Linked DNA regions of Homo sapiens: region 2 is linked to region 1. Evidence: chromatin contacts called from ENCODE Hi-C or POLR2A ChIA-PET data. All regions are on one chromosome and are shown on one strand. Each heading gives the region's core, a stretch centred on a gene start or an enhancer-like site at or near the end of the contact. The rest is flanking DNA. Distances are from core to core; before and after follow the strand shown.

Evidence for each region. A loop is a pair of places that touch in the nucleus more often than their neighbours do. ChIA-PET counts read pairs that join two places held with the same protein, here RNA polymerase II (POLR2A). Pooled maps may share reads with other maps.
Region 2: a pooled map shows a loop between it and region 1 (5-fold over the local background). The contact joins two enhancer-like sites. A Hi-C loop is called at or near these places in 1 of 168 maps with a recorded cell type or tissue (IMR-90) and 4 of 50 pooled maps. POLR2A ChIA-PET finds 5 or more read pairs at or near these places in 2 of 52 experiments (AG04450 and WTC11).

The regions. Positions count from the first base shown.
Region 1 is chr7:80,075,421-80,082,602 of GRCh38, forward strand. No RefSeq gene overlaps it. Among named protein-coding and RNA genes, the nearest start is that of GNAI1, 56 kb to the right of the region's middle. Within about 2 kb of position 3,156, at least 2 of the 41 ENCODE cell types and tissues checked have a DNase peak (open chromatin) inside an H3K27ac peak, as active enhancers do.
Region 2 is chr7:80,215,270-80,222,510 of GRCh38, forward strand. GNAI1 (G protein subunit alpha i1) reads left to right here. Exons shown (of 8, transcript NM_002069.6): 8 at 2,034-7,241. The coding sequence ends at 2,224. Among named protein-coding and RNA genes, the nearest start is that of GNAI1, 84 kb to the left of the region's middle. Within about 2 kb of position 3,627, at least 3 of the 41 ENCODE cell types and tissues checked have a DNase peak (open chromatin) inside an H3K27ac peak, as active enhancers do.

The sequences.
Region 1 (7,182 bases), core at 1,906-4,405:
GTCCCATCCACTCCAGAGGCTGAAGTGGGATGATCGCTTGAGCCTGTGAGGTGGAGGCTGCTGTGAGCCATGATCACGCCATTGTACTCCAGCCTGGGTGACACTTTCCTAGATAATTTGAGACTTCTGCACACCAAACAGGAAAGAAGTAAAGAAAAATACCTATGTGATGCTAATTCTTCAGAGAATTTAGGCCGGAACAACCAAAGGAAACAAATTTTACATCCTGGGGCAGGGTGATACAGGCAGAAGTAGCGACTAGCACAAAGTCCCTGATGAGAAAATGAATTAAATGCCCTTATTTTAAGAGGAGAAATCACGGTCCTGGGTAGGGAAGATTATACAGCAAAGCTGGAGCTCCAACCACAATATTTTCACTTAAAGTACATTTCTCAGCCGGGCGCGGTGGCTCAGGCCTGTAATCCTAGCACTTTGGGAGGTCGAGGGGGGGGGGGGCGGATCATGAGGTCAGAAGTTGGAGACTAGCCTGAGCAATATGGTGAAACCCCATCTCTAATAAAAATACAAAAAAAAGAAAAATTAGCCAGTCGTGGTGGTGTGCACCTGTAATCCCAGCCACTCAGAAAGCTGAAGCAGGAGAATTGCTTGAACCGGGGAGGCAGAGGTTGCAGTGAGCCGAGATCATGCCACTGCACTCCAGCCTGGGCTACAGAGTGACAGTGAGACTCCATCTCAAATAATACATAAATAAATAAATAAATAAATAAATAAATAAAATAAAGTACATTTCTATTCCTAAAGGAATGAAATGAAACTTCCTAAAAATGAGATGTAATATGTATGGATTATGTGATCTACATAAAATCAAATTTACCTACTTAAATATCTTCAATAATTCCCATGATAAAAGAAAAAGGAACATCCTATAAAAGACAGGAGCATTAAGAAAATGGAATATCAAAATGTCATGTAGAGGAAGGTCAGTTAGTGATACAGGAAATGTTAATGATATATTCTAAAAAGAGGATTTACAATGAGTATGTAGTTTGCCTTTGCCTTATGATCCTCCCCAAAAGTTGTTGGTGAGTCTGAGCTATGCAGACTTTGGAATGGGGAGGGGTTGCACCCTCCTAGTGCATACACCCCAGTGGGGTGTATATGGCGTACGTTCAGGAGGTGAATAGACTCGCATGGAGTGTCATAACCCTTACAGAGTGAGGAGGACATCTATGCTGGGAGGTGGCCTGATGTTGGATGTGGAAACCCAAGCAGAGTGAGGAGGGCTTTTGCACAGGAATTTTGTCTGGTTCAGGGTGTCAGAGCCTTAGAGGGGCCAGGAGGATGTCCGTGCAGCTATCTGCCTGTTAAAAAGTATCATATCCCTTGTAGAAAAAGAAAGTTATCTGTGTAAGAAAAAATGGTGACGGTAACAGGACATTAGTTACATACAAGAATATTGATAAAATTAGTAAATACATTAAGTGTAATGAGAGCTAGGTTTCTTACTGTCAATGAAAAGAGGTACCAATAGGAAAAGGGAAAAAGCTAGAATTAATCCTGTAGTGTTAGATAGGAATTGGAGATATCAGTGTTATCTCATGCACTAGATCTACAGATAGGTGAGTAGATTAAAAAAATAGATGTATATGTGTACGTGTGTATGTGTGTGTGTGTCGGTTCTCCTCTGCTGCTGCCCTCAACCCCTTCCTGTTGATATTCCCTGGCCTCTGGTCTCAGCCCTGAGCACTTCTCACATTAAACAGTCAATGAACAACCAACCTTGAAACTTAGGAGTCCTCCTTGATTCTCCCTTCGCCTAAATCCCTGCATCCAAAAAGTAAACACATCTTATTTTCTTAAACCATTCCTCAAAACTATTCTGTAGTTGCTAAGTTTGTGTTATGCATTTTTAACCTCAAAACTTTTCCATCTATTCCAGCCTACCTACTTCTGCATTAATACAAGCCTAAATTACTGCCTCTTTTCCAACCTCCTTGCCTCTAGTTTATTCATTCTGCCATTCATTCATCAAGTATATATTTAACTTATATTACGCATTAGGACAAGACAGCCAGTTCTCGCCCTCATGTAATTTATAGCCTAGTGGTGACTAATAAACTAATTTGATAAATAATTACAAAATTAACCTTGTAAGTATAATTGCGATACAGATGCAAAGGAGAACTACAGGAGTTATGAGAAGATATAACCAAGAGAAAAGTTCTAATCTGGAGGATGAAAAAGTCATCATCAAGAAAGTTGTATTTGGGCATGGTGGCTCACGCCTGTAATCCCAGCACTTTGGGAGGCTGAGGCTGAGGTCGGGAGTTCGAGACCAGCCTGACAAACATGGAGAAACACCATCTCTACCAAAAATACAAAATTAGCTGGGCATGGTGGCGCATGCCTGTAATCCCAGCTACTTGAGAGGCTGAGGCAGGAGAATCACTTGAACCCAGGGGCGGAGGTTGCAGTGAGCCCAGATAGAGCCATTGCACTCCAGCCTGGGCAATGAGACTGAAACTCCATCTCAGAAAAAAAAAAAAAAAAAAGAAAGAAAGTTGTATTTGAGCTGTGGTCTGAAAACAATAATGGTTTTTAATGGTGGGATGGTTGGGATAGAAGATTCCAAATAATAAACACTGCATATGCAAATTCATCAAAGCAAAAAGAAGCAAAGTACATTCTAGAAACCAAAATAAGCCAGCCTAGCTAAAGAACAGTGAGGGAGGGATAGAGAAGAGGTGGATTTGAGAGATAGCTGGGAGGTAAAATTGACACGAGTTTGGATGCACTGGATCTGGTGTTATCTGGGAGAGGGAGGTATCAAGGATGACTCTTGAATTGCTGATTTTAGCAACTAGTTAGATGATTATGCTATTTGCTTTGAAAAAGAACTGGAGCGATTCCAGGCTTGCAATGGAGGAGGAGGAGAAAGAACATGTTTACTTTCAGTTTCAGGTAGAAAAACTTTTATCTGCCTATGGAACCACTTAGAGGAGACAAATGGAGCTTGGAGGAGACATGTGATAGACGTGTAAATTTGAGGGCAGCTGTTGAAGATAATAATTTTCGGAGACAGAAGAGTCAAAGAAGCTAAAGGAAGGAAGCCTTTCTAAATGCAGGAAGTGATTAAGTCTCAATGTCTGCTGACACATCGGAGAAAATAACTAAAATTCATCTATTGGAATTAACCATATGAAGGTCAAATTACTTCAAACTCTTAAACCTACCAGTCAGTGGGAGGGCTGGTAGTGGGGGGTGCAACCCTCCCATGGGACATCCCTCAATTACTCACCTCCACCACAGGGGACTTATTCACATTATTTCTCACTGCCCCACCTACCCATGTTCCCTCAGAAATATTACCTTTACTCAAGCCCTGACTCAAATTTCTCCCCTGAAGAACATTTTTGCCTTGTGTTTTTATTTACAGTGCCCATCACTTTTAATGTTCATTGTGATTTTTATATATATGTTATCTCTCCCTATAAAAATATTAGCTCTTTGAGGGCAAGGATCATATTTCTGTCATCGTTGCTTCCACAGTGACTGGCACATGGGATATAAATATGAGTTCAGTTGTACTTTTTAAATTTTCTATTACTCATGAGTTGCTTTTCAATGAATTTCTCATTATCCTGTTTCTCTTTTCATATGCATTTCTGAAAGAGGCTGACAAGATGTTTCCCAGTGAGCTTTGCCAGGTGTCGGCATATTCGTGAAGTCACCATGGATACAAGTTCTGTTCCTCAATTTTGTAAGTCAAAAAATCTTAATTTCACTGGTTAATCTAGTGGTGACCAGATTCTAGAAAGTATTCACAACAACTGAGTTTATAAAAAATGTATATATATACAGATATATATACACATATGTACACACACACATACACACACACACATACACTCCCCCCCACACACAAATCTGAAGATAGCATACATTCATATGTTAAATATTCCAAATTAAAGAATACTTTGAATGTTTATGAAACATAGAAAAAATAATATACACATTAAAATACTTAGCTTGTCCATGATTTTCATATTTGATGTTTTGAAAAAGGGAAAGACAATGATAGAGAAGGCAGAATCCATAGATACTGTGAGAGTCGTGGTAAAGTAGGAAGAACATAGTGCATCTGAAATGAAACAAACCAGGGTACCAATTGCAACTATGGTTCTTAAGCAATTTTTTTTATCCTTAAACTGGGAATCACAAAGCCTACCAAATAGAATTATTATGAGAATTAACTGACTCGATTTATAAAAAGTTCCAAGCACGCTATATTATATGGGTTGAGGCCTCTGGACTCAAACTGAAACATCGGCTCTTCTGGAGCCTTCAAATAAGAACTACACCATCAACTCTCCTGGGTCTCTAGCTTGCCAACTGCAAATCTTGGGACTTGTTAGCCCCCATAATAGCAAGAGTCAATTCCATATATATATGGAATATATAGGATATATATATATGGAATATAGGAGATATATCCTATTGGCTGTGTTTCTCTGGACAACTGACTAATAGACATATCTTGGGAGAATGAAAGAGTTTGATGAGGGTCCTCCTAGTGGCATAGTTAATGATAAAACTCACTGTAGATTATTGTCAATATTTACTATCTCAACCAATGCCTCCAGATCTCTTAATTGATGTAGCCTGCTAAAAGCATACATTTACTAGAAATATTTAGCAATATTTAGAAATTTTAGTCAGCCATTGAACGTTTTCCAAGGTACACAGGTAAACAAATTTCTGATAGCAACACCTATTGCTACTTTTTTCCCTCCCTGACATACCCAGTTGTAACATTTCTTTTTCATATTTGCAGCATTACAGTCATAAGGAAATGTTTAATCCATCTCAAAAGTGTTCATTAAAGACACCGTAGAAGCTAAAGCATGTGTTTTTGAAAGGCAGTGATTTTTAAAATGTCTCCCCACGCACTCTCTCTGCACACATGGGCACGCACACACTTGCACCATCCATAAAATGTTTATATGAGAAAAGGAGCGTATTTTATTTGGAACTAAAATATACTAATCATATTTTATTGAAAATATTTTAAATTTTACTTAAAGAGCTTTTGTCAAAATCTGTGCCACACTTTTTTTTTTCCTTAGTTACTGTGGAAATTTTTTTCTGTAGAAAAAATGTAAGATGCTACCTATGGTTAATTTTTGCACAGTCTTTTGGAATTTTAGTTAACAGATGAGCCACAGTATAAATTTTTTTACTACAACAGGGCTCCAAAGGCAATATGGATTTGAGAAAACTACTCAACATTTTTATATATGTTTCAGTCAATAATACAATCTTTATTACAAAATATAATTTCAAACATGGTAAAACACAAATTTATAAACTTACTCTTTTTCTCTCCCTTATGTCTAAAGGAAAATAAACATCTTTCCTTGTCCTTGTTAACAGATAATTTTCACACAATGGTAAAATCATGATGCTCACACAGATATAAAAATAAACAGTTGTTCATTGCTATTTAACTCAATCTTTAAAAACAGGCAGATATTATAACTGGTTCAAACAAGAACTCATGAACAGATGCATTTATAGATCAGGAATATTGAAGTAAATGTGCAGATGGGTGCAAAACTGTTTTTCCAGAAGTAGGGGAGGGAAAATTGCAGTCAATTAAACCTCTCTCCAGAAAGGAAAAATTTCATATGCCTGTAGACAATAATTTTTTTTTGCATTATTATCAGTTATCTACATTTAACACAGTGGTAAAATAGCTTCCAAAGAATCAGAACCAGATAACCTGAAGAGGTATTCTGTAGGGCCTAACAATCTGTAGTTTTCCACTGAAGCACATATTTTTCTTTACATTCAAAAATGTGGTGTGTGCCTGCAGTCCCAGCTACTCTGGATGCTGAGGTGGGAAGATGGCTTGAGCTCAGGAGTTTGAGACCAGCCTGGGCAACATAATGAGACCCAATCTATTAAAAGATAAAAGAAAGCAAACCCTAACCCTGTCTCTACAGCTGTCAATGAGCAAAAATATTGGCATTTAAATGTGTTTTCATTGTTTGGCCATATACTAACCAAAAATTTCATAGAGCTTCAGAAGGATAACTTAAAGCCTCATTCCTCCAACCCAGCCAGAGAAATATAGCTTTTAAAAGACTCAGATTAATTCTTTTAAAAGGCCCCAACTGTTCAAAGTTTATGATGGAGTCAGTGGGGCAGACAGGGGTAGCGGATGGAAGCTGGCTGGAGAGAGAAAGAAGGGAGATGTTGGAAAGAAAGAGGAAAAAGGGAGATGTTGATGCCCTCTATCACTTCTCTGCCTGTCATTACCTAATCCTGTCTCTAAAAAATAAAAATAAATGTGGGCTTTGTTATTTAGCACAATCGTATTTATACATGAATCTATTACTTTTATACCCAGTAATCTATTTTTTAAACTGTGGTATTTTAAAATATATGTAACATAATATTTACCATTTCAATCATTGTTAAGTATAAAATTTAGTAGAATTAAGTGCATTAACATTGATGGGTAACCGTTACCCAATCATCCATTTTTTTATTCCATACATTTCCAGGACCTTTTTCCAGGGGAAACTGAAATGAAGTAGTAAGAGGAAGAAAACTGTAATACATTTTATATAAAGAAAGCTTCTCCTTGTCAGCGGATATTTTTCAAAACATCAGTCTATCACTAATACATTGTTATTGGTGACATTTCATATGTTGATTAAAATTTGCCTGAAAAATTGGTTTGAACTTGTGAAACACAATAACAGACCTGGGATCTGAGGCTTGTTTGCAAATGTAAGAATCTGTTTGTAAAAGGCCACCTTTCAAAGCATCTCCAATATGTCTTTTTCCTACTAATATAAAAGGGTGGACTCATTGCTAGACAATAGTAATAAATAATTTGTTTAAAAGCTAAGACTCCATAACAAAGAGAATATGTGTGGAGGTCTTTGGCTGTAATGGTGTTTCCTGATTACCTCAGTCCAGTCACATTTAGAACCTGTCATCATGCCTGTGGGGTTTCCTGCCTATGGTTTTTTCAACATTAATAAATCATTTTACTGATTCATAGGACCTCTTCTCAGCTTGACTCTCTGTTTCCTGATTGGAGCCCACTGCTTCTGAATCTACCTCCAATCAGAGTCATATAATCATTAAAAGCAACAACAATAATAATAGCTAGCATTAATGACATGCTAGGCCTTTAATTCTCCCAAT
Region 2 (7,241 bases), core at 2,377-4,876, 140 kb after region 1:
AGCTAGCTGCCTAGGATATATAGAGCAAATTGAGCTAGGCACTCAATGTAAGCTGTTTGGCTGAAGCATAGTTTAATTTAGCAGTTGCATTAGCTTCTGTGGGCCAACAAGATGCTGTTGATTGCTTTAAAATTTTGGAGAACGAAACTTATGATTTAATAAAATTTGATTTTTAAAAGTATGTGATTTCTAGTGATATAAAAGAGTTAAAATGTAAACTTAAAGACGATAGCTTTAGTACCTTTTTATCCCTAATAAAAATCTCATAATCTATGCTGTCATAGCACATTACACAACATTCCTATGGGCATTTGTCACATTGTATTACACTGGATTCTATAAGATATAAAAGGAGTATGAGGCTTGTGGGGTATGATATTTACTCTTGAAGAGTTCACATTCTAGTTTAGGAGATTCAGCACTGAAAAAGAATTTAAGACTCTATAAAGCAATATAACAAAAACTGAAATAGTTATTTCTAGGAGGAGGAAAAAGTTTTTAAGTGATAGAGAACCCAGCTAGATTTGATTAATTAGGAAAAGTTAGATGGAGTGCCAATTTTGAGCAAATGTGAAGGCAGGCAGAGATCTCAGCCGGTGAAGTAGAATGAAGAGGAAGTACTACAGTACCACAGGTGGCAGTTTGCATGTTAGGTCCTCACGACATGGACCTGGGGTGAGCGCCAGTGTGGAGGAGAGGATCTCAGAATGATGGCACTGCAGAGCAGGCTGGGTAGTAGAGGACCTTGAAAGTCTGGCAGATAATTTTGGATTATTACTACAAAAGAGGGGTTTAAACAGTTTTTTTCCAAATGAAATTTGAATGTTTTTCAGTTTTTTTATTGAAGCATTACATAGAGCATTACATTATATACATTAATGTATATTATAATATTATGTACATACATACATACGTACACACACACCCTCAGCATAAGTGCGTGTTTAAAGGTTAATGTACCAGTATCCACCACTCAGGTCAAGAAACCAAACAGCTTCAGGACCCCAGAAAGCCCCATCATGCTTCCTCTCAGTCTTAACCAATCAAACCCTCCCCACAACACACACATAACACAATCACAACCCATACACATAGTAATCACTGATTACTCACTGATAATCACTGAAGACCTTAATAAAAGAAAGAACACAAAGGAAATATACACCCACTTCACATGTTCCACAGACACTATTGGTGAGGTTTTTGTCCTCACCAGTTCATTTTTCAAACATTGTTGGATCATACAGTATGCGATCTTTTTGCATCTAGCTTCTTTTGCTCAACAGTACACTTAGGAGATTAATTCATGTTACTGAGTACTTTCATTCTCACTTCTTCTGTGTCTTCAGTGATACACAGTTCTGTCAAGTGTATATCTAGAAACTGAATTGCGGGGTCAGAGTGTGTGTGTGATTATCTTTAGATATTGCCAAACAATTTCTGGAGTGTTTGTACTCAGAGGAAGTCTTTTATAGTCAATAACCTGAAAGCTGGAGTGTGTCATTCACTTTTTTTGTAACCTCATACTCCTAAACATCATTGTAGACCTTGGTACAATTTTTGAATAAAGAAAAATGAGTGAAGAATGCAAATTAATGTATATATAGAAAAGGGAGGAAAAAATACTGATCAGCATTCAGCCAACATTTTTTGATCCACCATTGGGCCAGAACTGAAATAGCATGCCGTCGTCAAGCATCTGAGCTGGGGTGTAGAGGACAGAGGATAAGAGGATAAAAGATCTGGCATTTGAGGATTGAGGCAGGAACAAAGATCATGATGAACACGGAATGCCATGTAAAGGAAATTTTTTGTTTAAGGGATAACTTAGTCATTAAAGGTAATTAACATGGAGTGTTTTTCATTTAGAAGAAATAGTGTCTCCCATTCTAGAAGGGAAAGCACAGTTAAGGAGTCCATGAATGAAACTGTATGAAACTGACTTCAGTTTCATATGTATGAAACTGAATTCAGTATTTTAAGCAGTTATTTTAACTTTTTGCATTTATGTTTCTTTCCTTTTTCCATCTCAGGATCAAACACATATGAAGAGGCAGCTGCATATATTCAATGTCAGTTTGAAGACCTCAATAAAAGAAAGGACACAAAGGAAATATACACCCACTTCACATGTGCCACAGATACTAAGAATGTGCAGTTTGTTTTTGATGCTGTAACAGATGTCATCATAAAAAATAATCTAAAAGATTGTGGTCTCTTTTAAGTTTTGCAGTTCATGGTAAAATGCATTTTCAAACCAAATGAGTACTTATATATGGATCTCTGTAGACTAGAGTCTTGCAGCAACACAGAATGTAATATAAGGCAAATGCATCTGGGACTTGACCAAAGTTGTTCTGTTTTGTTTTTTTAACTGAAAGTAACAGAAGGACCTTTCTTAAATGTGACAGATGGTCCTGCAGTGTGAAACTGAAGGACAGTGTTAAAGCTGGGCTCTAGTATATTGATGATTTCTGCATAAGTGTAAATATGCAAATGTATGTATACATGTATTTATGACTTTAGTTTTCGACATTATTTTTAGGTTTTAAGAGTGGCAACTTAGGATTTTAGGGTGATGGCTTTGGAAATAACATAAATATACCTTGTACTGAATGACAGACTATTACTACGTTTGCCAGTTTTAAACAGCTTTATTTATGTTCATGTCCTGTAAATTTTTAAGTACAGTAATTAATATTAGGAAACATTACAGCCCTTATCTAGATTATATGTATACTTGTATTAATAAAAATGTTATTTGTACAAACATTGCACAGACTATTTTAATAACATGATTTGTTCTTTAAATTTTATGTGTTTTATTGAAATGTTCTTAAGATGAATACACCTGCCTTTGGATCAACTATTTAAACATTGTATGCATTTTGATTTTTCCTACTTTAAGAAAATAAAATAATTTAATTTTACATTAGATTCCACGTTAGATTTGGTTTGAAAAACTAAAATTTCAGATTTCTGAGGATATACTGTCTTAGACTTATTGTACACACTTAGTTTTTATTCACTTGTTTTCACTCTGAATTTTAATATTTGGCTGATATGAATGCATTGCCTCAAAGGTGATGTCATCTTAATTTTTATTCACTTTAAATAACTACATTTTTGTTTATAACTAAGTTTGGAGGGATCCTAAGAGCATTTTTGTGGGTAAAAAAAAAACCTGTGGACATAATGAATTTTGAGACATTGATTGGTGAGGCTTTTATTTCCCTTGAGGAGTCTCTTGTACCTAGCATACATGATAGCTCCTTGTTGGGAAGATAACAAGAAGGATCTTTGAATACTCTATTGCTGATATAATGCAAGATTTAAATTTATACATATAACTAATTTCAAATGTAATTATCACACTATGTTAAAATTACTTTTTTCCCTTAGATAATTCAAATTTCTCCACTTGCTTGAGATTATATCATTTCTTTTTCAATTATACTATTATTTCTGAGAATGAAATGGACGATTACACTTAGAAAATGAGTAATAGTGTTTAATAAGTCAGTGATTATATGTGTGCTCAAATAAGTGTTATGTATCAGCTAGATACTGAGCTTTGATAGAATAATTTTCTTTTGATTATTCATGATGTGTCATCTCTGACCTTGTTTCAGCAAAGTAAACAGCACTCCCCACCCCACCCTCCTTTTTTTACTCATCTTGGAAAAGGTTAGTCTTTCAGTACACGTTGCTGGTAAGTAGTTTCCAAGTTACGTGTTGTCACTGGGTTGAAGTATATTTGTGTGTGTGTGTGTGTGTGTGTGTGTGTGTGTAACCATAAACTATATTCATATCTGTTTCATTTGGAGGATTTTCTTCTTTGTAATGTAAAGAAATTCAAAGTTATCAAAGTTCCTTAAATGTGTTAGTTTAGATTCTTTATGTGCCTTTCATGAAAGATATGTTTTCATTAATTTTACTGGTGGACCTGTAATATCCACATTGTGAAGCTGTGTATGAAATTCAACTATAATATGAATAAATTTGAATCATGAGAATTATGGGTTAAAAAGCCACAAAGAAGCACATATTGGTGACCATCATTAATGAAATCCTGAACTTTATTCTGTGTAATTGTGTTAATAAATCCTAATAAATTTAAATTTTTAAAATTTTACAAACCTATTGGCTAAGTACATTTTGGATTAGAATTTAAGTATCAGTCTGTTGTTTCTTCATTTCTTCTTTTTCTATGCTCTTTTTACAATTTCAGCTACTCCAGAAGCTCAGATTTTCCCTGTTCCAAGCTATGAGATGTGATGCCACATTTGGAATTGCCTTCTTGATATCCCCTTCTGAGAATGCATTGCCTGCTTTTTAACTCATTATATTCAAAACTAAATTCATCATCATTCTCTCCTTACACCAGTTCTCACCCTGACTTTGCCATTTTTCCTTACTAAGTACCATCATCATTTATTCCTTCAATGGGGAACTTTTTAGTTTAAGTTCTGGGATACGTGTGCTGAACATGCAGGTTGGTTACATATGTATACATGTGCCATGGTGGTTTGCTGCACCTATCAACCTGTCATCTAAGTTTTAAGCCCTGCATGCATTAGGTGGAACTCTTCTGATTCCTAATCTCCATTTCAATTTACTGACAGTTCTACAAAGCCTTAAATCTGTTTTTTGTTTGTTTTCCTTTCTATTCCTACTACTACCTATTCAAGTCTTTGCTAAACTTCCTCTTAAAATGGCATTATTAGTTAAATTCCCCACCTCCCATTTCTCTCTTCTCGAAAAACCCAGGTTAGTTATCCTAATGTAGAACTGTGGCCCTATCACCTTCTATTCCTTGATCTGCATTGGCTCTGATTTGTCAATAAAATTAAGTATAAGTTAGCCTGCCATTTAATGCTCTTCATCACCTGAGGCCTGTTCCTTTCTACACTGTATCCAAATAGTGTCCTGTGCATAACCTGGGCTTTCCTCCAAGTACTGTATTACTTACTACATGTGATATGCTTAGAGCAGTGCCTACAATGTGGGAAGTGTTCATTTGTGTCTGTCAATGTTATTTTTATTAGCACTTTTAAAATGGTGTGTAAAATGTATTGGCACTTTTAAATTTGGCACTTTTAAATTTGTTTGTGATACCTCTTTTAGACTCCTCTGGCATCTGTTCTTCAGGGTGCCCTTCTGGGAACTACATGATTCTGATAGAGCTGCCAATCGCATTTCTTACTTCTCCGTCTCTAGGCTTAGACCTGACCAATCCGAGTCCTCCAGCATTGGACGAGTGAGCCAATCATTGTCCCAGTTGCCATTCTTAAAGTCCCTAAGGCGCTTGTGGTTTCTAAAATTCTCTTCATTTCAGTAACCTTCTAAAAGTCTACTTTTTTATGCCTAATCTAGTTTAATCGAATTCAGTTTGTTACTGAAAAAGTACTGATTAAAATCCATATGTTCTCATTGAATACTGACAGTAACTAGAGATCAAAAAAGGCTTAAAGAGGTTAATTAACTTGAGCAAGACCAGATGAAGGTTTTAAACCTAGAGCTTCTGACTCCATGTCTGTCAGAGGACCCCAAAGATGCTACCTTATTTCCAGAAAATGTGTAAGTAGTGTTTCGCCTATCCCCACTCTGCCCTTGAGTTCCTCTGAGCCATAATAGTTTTTCAGATTTAAAAAAGGAGATACTTATTAATGTCTTTCATCAGAGCTATTTTTTACTCCTTAGATGTGAAGCTACTTAAGAGCACAGTTACCATTTTTTACATCATTTGCCGTTTGCAGAACCACCTTATGTAAATGAATTTAGTTGATACTGTAATCATTATTACAGATGGTAGCATCATCATTGCTTAGTGTGTTATGTTGGAAGTAGAAAGTGATGGTGAAAATCCTAGGCTCTGGCACCCCGTCTGGCTTCAAATCCTGGCTCAATTTCTTATTAACTGGGAAAATCTGGGCAAATAATTTAGTTTTGCTCTGCCTCCATTTATATCATCTGAAAATAAATAAGGATTAAATAATCCATTAATTTTAATGGTTGTTGTCAGCATTAAATAAGTTCACAGTACATGTTAAGTACCTAGAGGGGAGTGTGGAATGTATAAGCCGTCAATACAATTTGCTGTTATTTGATTATAAATAATAGTTTTAAGGTGCCTTTAAAATCATAATCAGTGCTTAACAAATGGTTGTTGATACGTGCTTTGAATGAAATGCCTCAAAAACAAAACTCTCATAATTCGTTTTCATAATGAAAACTAAGTGTCTCACATATTGATACTGGAAAATGAGAAAATGCAATCTCTAATCAACTTGAGGACACTTCTGTCGTTTTAATGTAACCAATAGTATGAGAGAGTTTATATTTTAATGTTAGGTTGGAAATTTTCTTTTTTTTTTTTTTTTTTTTTTTTTGGTATGGAGTCTTGCTCCTTCACCAGGCTGGAGTGCAGTCGTGCAATCTCCACTCTCTGCAACCTCCAACTCCATGGTTCAAGCAATTGTCCTGCCTCAGCCTCCCGAGTAGCTGGGATTACAGGCATGCGCCACTACACCCAGCTAATTTTTGTATTTTTAGTAAAGGGGGGTTTCACCATGTTGGCCAGGATGGTCTTGATCACCTGACCTTGTGATCTGACCGCCTCGGCCTCCCAAAGTGCTGGGATTACAGACGTGAGCCACTGCGCCCAGCCAGTTTTCTTTTTTAGTTCTTTTCAAAACCCTTTCTTAACAGTTGAAATGCATTTATATAAAGAAGTTTACGTTTCACAATCCCACTGGCCTGTTTCCCAGGCATTTTTTTAAACCAATTACTGTTTGCTTTGGTGTCTGTTGTGATTTCTCTTATTTAGTTGGATTTTGTAGTTACTTTAAAAGTTACGAAATTTCACATTTCATCAAGTCCAGAGGCCAGAGACACCCAAATATGCACAGACAGGAATCAGCTGCAATTGTCCAAGCCAGAGCTGATTAGGCCTCAACTGGAATAGTCCCACCATGTAATAAATCTTCCTGAGTATTGTGTATAAGGTCAAATATTTCCAGCTTCTTTGATTTTACTGCCCGTCTTCCTAGGTCTCCATCCGTAAAGTGGATGGAAACACTGTCATTGAAGGAGCTAGTTCTTCAAATTTAATTTTTTTTTTTTTTTTTTTCCTGAGACAGAGTTTCGTTCTTGTTTCCCAGGCTGGAGCGCAATGGTGCGATCTCGGCTCACCGCAACATCCGCCTCCCGGGTACAAGCAATTCTCCTGCCTCAGGTTC